Regions from separate parts of the Homo sapiens genome. Here region 1 is linked to region 2. Evidence: chromatin contacts called from ENCODE Hi-C or POLR2A ChIA-PET data. All regions are on one chromosome and are shown on one strand. The core of a region is the stretch at or near the end of the contact, and the rest is flanking DNA. Distances in the headings are between cores, read along the strand shown. Region 1 overlaps SBNO2 (strawberry notch homolog 2). Region 2 overlaps CFD (complement factor D).

Region 1 (4,973 bases), core at 730-3,229, 260 kb before region 2:
GCTAATTTTTTTTTTTTTGTATCTTTAGTAGAGACGGGGTTTCAGCATGCTGGCCAGGCTGGTCTCGAAATCCTGACCTCCACTCTGGGAGGCCTTGGCCTCCCAAAGTGCTGGGATTTACGGGTGTGAGCCACTGTACCCTGACCATGCTTACGTTTTTTATGGCTCGTATTACTGTTAGGATTTTTGCTTTTTAAGAGTGGATATATTCCAGAATCACACAGACCCTAGTTTGGACCCTACCATCCCCCAGCCATCCGTCCCGGGGTCCACACTGTCTCAGTGTTGGCGTCTGGACAGTGGGCATGACGACGGGCCACACCACCCCCCGACCCACCCGTTCACAGGCTTTACACGCCCAGTCAGTTCGGAGACCCCTGGGTGGGCCACAGACTCATCCAGAGGCCCAGCACACCTGTCTGCCAAGGCCTGGGGTCAGCTCCCCGAGGACAGTGTCACTGCCCACCCTGGTGAATCTGCATGAGGCTCCGGGCAGTCCTTCTCCCCAGGGTGGGGCCGCAGTGGGATGTGTTCTCTGGTCACTACAGTGGCAGGCATCCTTGCCCCATCTCTCACAGAGGAGGTGCTGCCCTCGAGGGGCCTCAGGGACTGCACCCACGGGGGTTCTTGGAGAGTGCAGGGCTGCCCTGGGCCACCCACCCTGTGTGCTGGGAGCCATCGGGTGAGGGACAAGGCCCAGGCCCGCCCGCCCCCACTGCCTCTGTCTCCTCTTCCCCCTCGACAGGGAGCTCCCAACCCCTTGTCTCCCAGGCCCCCGAGGGCCTCCTGCACTGCATGGGGCTGGCACACAGTGGGTCTCTCCTGTCAGACCCCTGTCCACAGCCTTCCTGGCAGCTCCCGCGGGACCAAGCTGTGTTGTCTGTCAGAACTAGCCGGGCACCTTCCTCCCGGGCACTCCAGGCAGGCACACTGGCCATCAGTGAGAAGGCAGCCAGGTGCTGGCCAGGAGGAGCGAGCCTTAGGCCCCAGGGAGGTGCCCACTGGGGAGGCTTGGGAGGCACCAGGGTCACCCTGAGAACAGCAGGAGAGCAAGACCCAGGGCCCTGGGGAGCGAGGATGGGGAGGCGAGGACGGGGCAGTGGGGAGCCTCCCTCTGGTGGCCAGGCTGCGAGGGCCCACCAGCTGTGACCTGTCCCGTCTGGCCCGGGCTGACATCCTGCTCCCCTTCCAGCTGTTCCAGCTCAGCAGGCCGTTTGCAGGCTTCGAGGACTTTCTGCCCTCCCACAGCACCCCGCTTCTCGTCAGCTACCAGGTGAGCTGGGCCCAGCCGAGAGCTCCCTCCCCTGCCCTCTCATGGGACCTAAGGAGAGGGCTCAGCACAGGCATCTCCATTGTGGGGAGCGCTTGGCTGGCCTAGAAGCTGGGAGTGCCCATTTTATAGCTGAGGAGATGGAGGCCCTGGGGGAGCACCTTGCTGCAGGGGCAGACAGAGCCGTCTCCCACCCCTGGGTCACTCAGCTGCCCATGGTCAGCCTGGCCCCTGCCCCTGGGGGAGCCCAGTGCCCGCGGCCGCTCAGGCCTGCAGTCTCCGCTGAGCTCCCGCCACGCACGCAGGAGCAGAGTGTGCAGAGCCAGCCAGAGGAGGAGGACGAGGCTGAGGAGGAGGAGGCGGAGGAGCTGGGGCACACAGAGACCTACGCCGACTACGTGCCGTCCAAGTGTGAGTGGCCCGGCTGCACCCAGCCCTGGGACAGGTTCAAACCCTTTTGTGGGACCGAGACCCTGCAGGTGACCACCGCCCGCACAGCCCACAGAGGGAATGTGAAGCTTCAGGGAGGGCCGGAGAGCCCGGGGACAGGTTCTACAATCCAGGCTTATACAAAACCGGGGTTCGCAGAGGGGAGAAGTGGAAAGGAACCTCAGAGGCACTGGGAGGATTTTTATGCATTTGCCCCTCCTGCAAGCCGCTGGCCACGCCCCCAACCAACCCAGCAGGCCGCGGCCACACCCCCGACCCGGCCAGCCCTGACCACTCCTCCACCCAGGCATTCCTGGCCACGCCCATGACCCGCCCAACGGGACCTGGCCACGCCCCCAAACTGCCCCGCCAGCTCTGGCCACGCCCCAGACCCGCCCAGCGTGCCATAACCGGCCCTGGTCACCCCTTGGCCATACCCTTTACCTTGCCCTCCGTCCTTGCTCCTCCAGCCAAGATCGGGAAGCAGCACCCAGACCGCGTGGTGGAGACCAGCACACTGTCCAGCGTCCCACCCCCAGACATCACCTACACCCTGGCCCTGCCCTCGGACAGCGGGGCCCTGTCTGCCCTGCAGCTAGAGGCCATCACCTACGCCTGCCAGGTGACCGCATGTCCCCAACCCAGCCCAGCCTGTGTCCGCGAGGCCCCTGGGGAGGGGCCGGGCCAGCACCCCCAGGCCCTGACGCCTGCTCTCCGGCAACAGCAACACGAGGTCCTGCTCCCCAGCGGGCAGCGCGCGGGCTTTCTCATCGGCGATGGGGCCGGCGTGGGCAAAGGCCGGACGGTGGCCGGAGTCATCCTGGAGAACCACCTGCGCGGCCGGAAGAAAGCATTGTGGTGAGGCCCTGCCTGGGGCAGGGGGCGGGAGCGGGGGTGGGGGGCGGAAGCGGGGGGCGAGGGGGAAGGGTGGGCGCGCCTGACGCCCCCACCCCGCAGGTTCAGCGTCTCCAACGACCTCAAGTACGATGCGGAGCGCGACCTGCGGGACATCGAAGCCACGGGCATCGCGGTGCACGCGCTCAGCAAGGTAGGGGCTGTGCTCGGCAAAGTAGGGGGCAAGGTGGGGACCGTGCCCTGCAAAGTGGGGGCTGCTCAGCTGGGTGGGCCAGCAGCCAGGGCAGGCTCTGCCCAGCACCCTTACAGATAGGGAGACCCAGGTCCAGAGCCTGCTGAGCCGGGGCCCCATTCCACACCTGTTCTGTGCATCCCCAGATCAAGTACGGTGACACCACTACCTCAGAGGGCGTCCTCTTCGCCACCTACTCCGCCCTGATTGGGGAGAGCCAGGCCGGCGGCCAGCACCGCACTCGCCTCCGGCAGATCCTGGACTGGTGTGGGGAGGCCTTCGAGGGCGTCGTATCCTGCTGGGGGCAATCGGGAGGGGAGGGCTGGATTAGGGGGTCGGAGGGAAAAGGAGGATGGAGGAGTGGGAGAGGAGGGGTGGGAGTCAGGGGAGAGGAGGGCAGGATGGGAGAGGGTAGGAGCGGAGGGGTGGGGCTGGGGAAGGGCTGGAGGCCACTGGAGCTCACTACCCTGGATGTGGCCACCCAGCCCCCAGCTTTGCTCAGGGTTTAGGACTCCGGATAGAAGACTTTTCTGGTCCTGGGAGGCTGGCCCTGTGGGTACCACACAAGTGACCATCATCATTCACCACAGGGCTCCGGCTTGGTTTCTTGGTTCTGATAAGTGGGATGAGTGACCATAGATGTGGTCCTGATGTTTGCCATGATGCCGTGGGCAGAGGGTGGCCACTGAGCTGCTCCCCAAGTCAGGAAGGTGCCAACCCCAGCTGATAGTGTGGTGGGCACAGTTCACTCCCCAGCATCCCAGGGCTCTCGTCGGCAGGCTGCGGTTCGGAGGGGCTCCCCCACAGGAGACCCAGGACAGTTAGCAGCAAAGGCACGGCAGGGCACCCCTTGGCCAGGCTCAGCCCTGGTGCTCGGCCCTGCAGGGTGCACCTTGGGTGTTGGGGTGTTGGGAGCACAGGCTCAGATAAGGGAGGGACGTTGGCCTGCAGCATCCACTTCATGCACAGGACATGGCCATGGCTTTGCTGTTCAGTTAACGCCGAGACACAGAACATTCAGACTGGCCAGAAACAGAACGGGAGACTGCTGGTGTCTTCGCACCCGGCTGAACAATCTATGTGCAACAATCTACGAAATAGCGATAACCCTGAGATCATACCTCGCTGAGCTGCTACGTGGCGGCAGGGCCGGCCGTTTAATTTGTATTCTCCCAGTTTTCCTTCCTCAGACTGCTTTCCTGGAACTTGGCTTTCTTTCGTCTTAAAATATTAAGAACCTGGCCGGGTGCAGTGGCTCACGCTTGTAATCCCAGCACTTTGGGAGGCCGAGGCAGGCGAATCACGAGGTCAGGAGTTCGAGACCACCTGGACAACATGGTGAAACCACGTCTGTACTAAAAATACAAAAGTTAGCTGGGCGTGGTGGTGCGCACCTGTAATCCCAGCTACCCGGGAGGCTGAGGCAGGAGAATCGCTTGAACCCAGGAGGCAGAGGTGGCAGTGAGCCGAGATTGCCCCACTGCTCTCCAGCCCAGGCGACAGAGCGAGACTGTGTCTCATCTAAAAAAAAAAAGAGTTCCAGACTGTCTTGACCAATATGGTGAAACCCCGTCTCTACTGAAAATACAAAAATTACCCGGGCGTGGTGGCGCACACTTGTAATCCCAGCTACTCAGGAGGCTGAGGCAGGAGAATCGCTTGAACCAGGGAGTCGGAGGTTGCAGTGAGCTGAGATCGCGCCGCTGCATTCCAGCCTAGTGACAGAGCGAGACTTCGTCTCAAAAAAAAACAAAGAATTAGGGCTGGGCACGGCTCACACCTGTAATCCCAGCACTTTGGGAGGCTGAGGCAGGCAGGTCACTTGAGGTCAGGAGTTTGAGATTATCTGGCCAACCAAACGGCCAACCCCGTCTCTACCAAAACTACAAAAATTAGCCGGTTGTGGTGGTGGCACACACCTGTAGTCCCAGCTCCTTGGGAGGCTGAAGCAGGAGAATCACTTGAATCTGAGAGGCAGAGGTTGCAGTGAGCTGACATTGTATCACTGCACTCCAGCGTGGGTGACAGAGCAAGACCCTGTCTCAAAAAAACAAACAAAAAAGAAAACAGGTTCCAGGTATCCTCCTCCGATGGCAACGTCCTGCGATATCATGGTTTAGGGATCCCACCCTTCCTCGCCGGAGGCCCCATCCTCGGTGTGTGTTGTTTAGAGTCTGGGAGGAGCCA
Region 2 (2,500 bases), core at 1-2,500:
ACGTCAGTGTGATTCCTAGGTGAGTGTTCCATAGCCCCAAAAACACCCAAGCACAGTGTTCATCAATCCATCCCCCCTTTTCCCAGCGGACCTGCCTCTCAGATCATCAGTCTTTTTTTTTTTTTTGAGATGGAATCTCGCTCTGTCACCCAGGCTGCAGTGTAGTGGTGTGATCTCCACTCACTGCAACCTCCACCTCCCGGGTTCACGCCATTCTGCCTCAGCGTCCCGAGCAGCTGGGACTACAGGTGCCTGCCACCACGCCCGGCTAATTTTTTGTATTTTTAGTAGAGACGGGGTTTCACCGTGTTAGCCAGGATGGTCTCGATCTCCTGACCTCATGATCTGCCCGCCTCAGCCTCCCAAAGTGCTGGGATGACAGGCGTGAGCCACCGGCACCCGGCCCATCAGTCACTTTTTCTTTTCTCTTTTTTTTTTTTTTCTTTCTTTTTGAGATGGAGTCTCCTTCTGTTGCCCAGGTTGAAATGCAGTGGTGCTATCTCGGCTCACTGCAAGCTTCACCTCCTGGATTCAAGCTATTCTCCTGCCTCAGCCTCCCAAGTAGCTGGGACTACAGGCATCCGCCACCACGCCCGGCTAATTTTTTTGTATTTTTAGTGGAGATGGGATTTCACCGTGTTGGCCAGGATGGTCTCAATCTCCTGACCTTGTGATCTGCCCGCCTCGGCCTCCCAAAGTGCTGGGATTACAGGCATGAGCCACCGCGCCTGGCCCATCAGTCTTTTTCTACGATAGCGCCTGGCTGCCCCTCCACCAGGTGGGAGAAAGGGCACAGGGCCTCAGGTGTCCTCCCTGGCCTTGCCAAGAAGGGTGACCTGAGGTCCAGGGCCTCCAGCAAGCAGGTGCCGCTGCTCGTCGTCCTGGTGTGGGTCTGGCCGCACCCAGGGTGGTTTGTGAAGGCAGGCTCCGTGGCTCTGGGCTCCAGTCCAGGCTGTGTCCTGGAGCTTCTGTGTAAGGTCAGGAGAGTCGCACAGTCCCTGTGAGCCTCAGTTTCCCCTTATGGGATATGGGTCATAGGAACACGGCCTCGAAGGGTTTCTGTGCACCTGAGTCTCAGCCCACAGCCTTGCACACAGAAGACGCTCACATTCCCCTTGGTAAGCAAAGGGAAACGGTATGAGCCAGACCAGGAGGGGACACCCATGCCTGGCGGGCCTTCGCGCGTGTGTGTGTGTGTGTGTGGCAAGGGCGCCGCCGTGTGGCCGCGTCAGCCCCACGGAAGCGCTGGACCCGGAACTTCGCTGTATTCTCCGTTCTTGCGCTTTTATCTGTAGCTTCCCGCGTTCCTCTTTTTTTAATGTTTCTGTTTTTGTTTTGAGACAGAGTCTCGCTCTGTCACCCAGGTCGGAGTACAGTGGTGCGATCTCAGCTCACTGCAACCTCCGCCTCCCGGGTTCAAGCTATCCTCCTGCCTCAGCCTCCTGAGTAGCTGGGGCTACAGGTGCCCACCACCACGCTCAGCTAATTTTTTTTTGTATTTTTAGTAGACACGGGGTTTCACCATGTTGGTCAGGCTGATCAGGAACTCCTGACCTCAAATGATCCGCCCGCCTCGGCCTCCCAAAGTGCTGGGATTACAGGCGTGAGCCACCACGCAGAATTTTTTTTTTTTTTTTGTAGAGAGAGACAAGGTTTCACTCTGTTGCCCAGGCTGGAGGGCAGTGGTGCAATCACAACTCACTGCAGCCTCAGCCTCCTGCGTTCAAGTCATCCTCCCACCTCAGCCTCCTGAGTAGCTGGAACTACAAGCACCCACCTCCATGCCCGCCAATTGCCCAGCTAATTTTTTATTTATTTGTAGAGATGGAGTCGCGCTACGTGGCCCATGCTGATCTCGAACTCCTGAGATCCAATGATCCTCCCACCTCGGCCTCCCCTTCTGCATATAGTAGGTGCTCAATAAAGACCAACCAGATGCAGGAGTGGATGACTTCATTGCTCGGGACTTTGTTGCTTGGGTGACCCTGACCTTCAGGCCCCGGCACCCTAGGCCAGGACGCTGTCGATCCAGGCCGCATAGCTCGCCACGCGGGTGTAGATCCCGGGCTTCTTGCGGTTGCCGCAAACGCGCGAGCCCGAGGTGACCACGCCCTCGAGCACGCCCCCGCACACCAGCGGGCCCCCGGAGTCACCCTGCCGGAACAGGACGGGGCCGTGAGGGGCGGCCCGCGCCCACCCCGGCCTCACGTGTTAGACCCCCTCACCTGGCTGCCGCTCCCGCCCCACAATGCTCGCTCATCCCTCCCGTGTTAATTTGGTCTTCACTAGTCAATAGCCCCGCGCCACGCCTATCGCCTAGGCCACAACCACAAGCCACGCCCCTCTAGGCCCGCCCCCAGCTCCTGGCCACACCCCCTCTGGCCTCAACCTCACCACGTGTTCCCCCGACCCCACCCCGCTCCAAGCCCTTTCCAGTATGGGGGTCCCACACCTCATTCCTGCTCTTCCAAGCTTTGACTTGCCGTGGATCCCACTTCTG

The links. Hi-C counts contacts between places; a loop is a spot of excess contacts on that map. ChIA-PET counts read pairs that join two places held with the same protein, here RNA polymerase II (POLR2A). Pooled maps may share reads with other maps.
Region 1: a pooled map shows a loop between it and region 2 (2.9-fold over the local background). The contact joins two enhancer-like sites. A Hi-C loop is called at or near these places in 1 of 37 single-sample maps with no recorded cell type and 5 of 50 pooled maps. POLR2A ChIA-PET finds 5 or more read pairs at or near these places in 6 of 52 experiments (GM12878, HEK293, HEK293T and 3 more).

Annotation. Positions count from the first base shown.
Region 1 is chr19:1,120,242-1,125,214 of GRCh38, reverse strand. It overlaps SBNO2 (strawberry notch homolog 2), which reads left to right. Exons shown (of 32, transcript NM_014963.3): 6 at 1,193-1,273; 7 at 1,576-1,681; 8 at 2,170-2,321; 9 at 2,424-2,557; 10 at 2,657-2,747; 11 at 2,933-3,076. Among named protein-coding and RNA genes, the nearest start is that of GPX4, 19 kb to the right of the region's middle. RefSeq lists an enhancer at 2,373-2,876. Within about 2 kb of position 1,979, at least 5 of the 41 ENCODE cell types and tissues checked have a DNase peak (open chromatin) inside an H3K27ac peak, as active enhancers do.
Region 2 is chr19:862,746-865,245 of GRCh38, reverse strand. It overlaps CFD (complement factor D), which reads right to left. Exons shown (of 5, transcript NM_001928.4): 5 at 1,605-2,154. The coding sequence ends at 2,008. Among named protein-coding and RNA genes, the nearest start is that of CFD, 4.3 kb to the right of the region's middle. Within about 2 kb of position 1,250, at least 8 of the 41 ENCODE cell types and tissues checked have a DNase peak (open chromatin) inside an H3K27ac peak, as active enhancers do.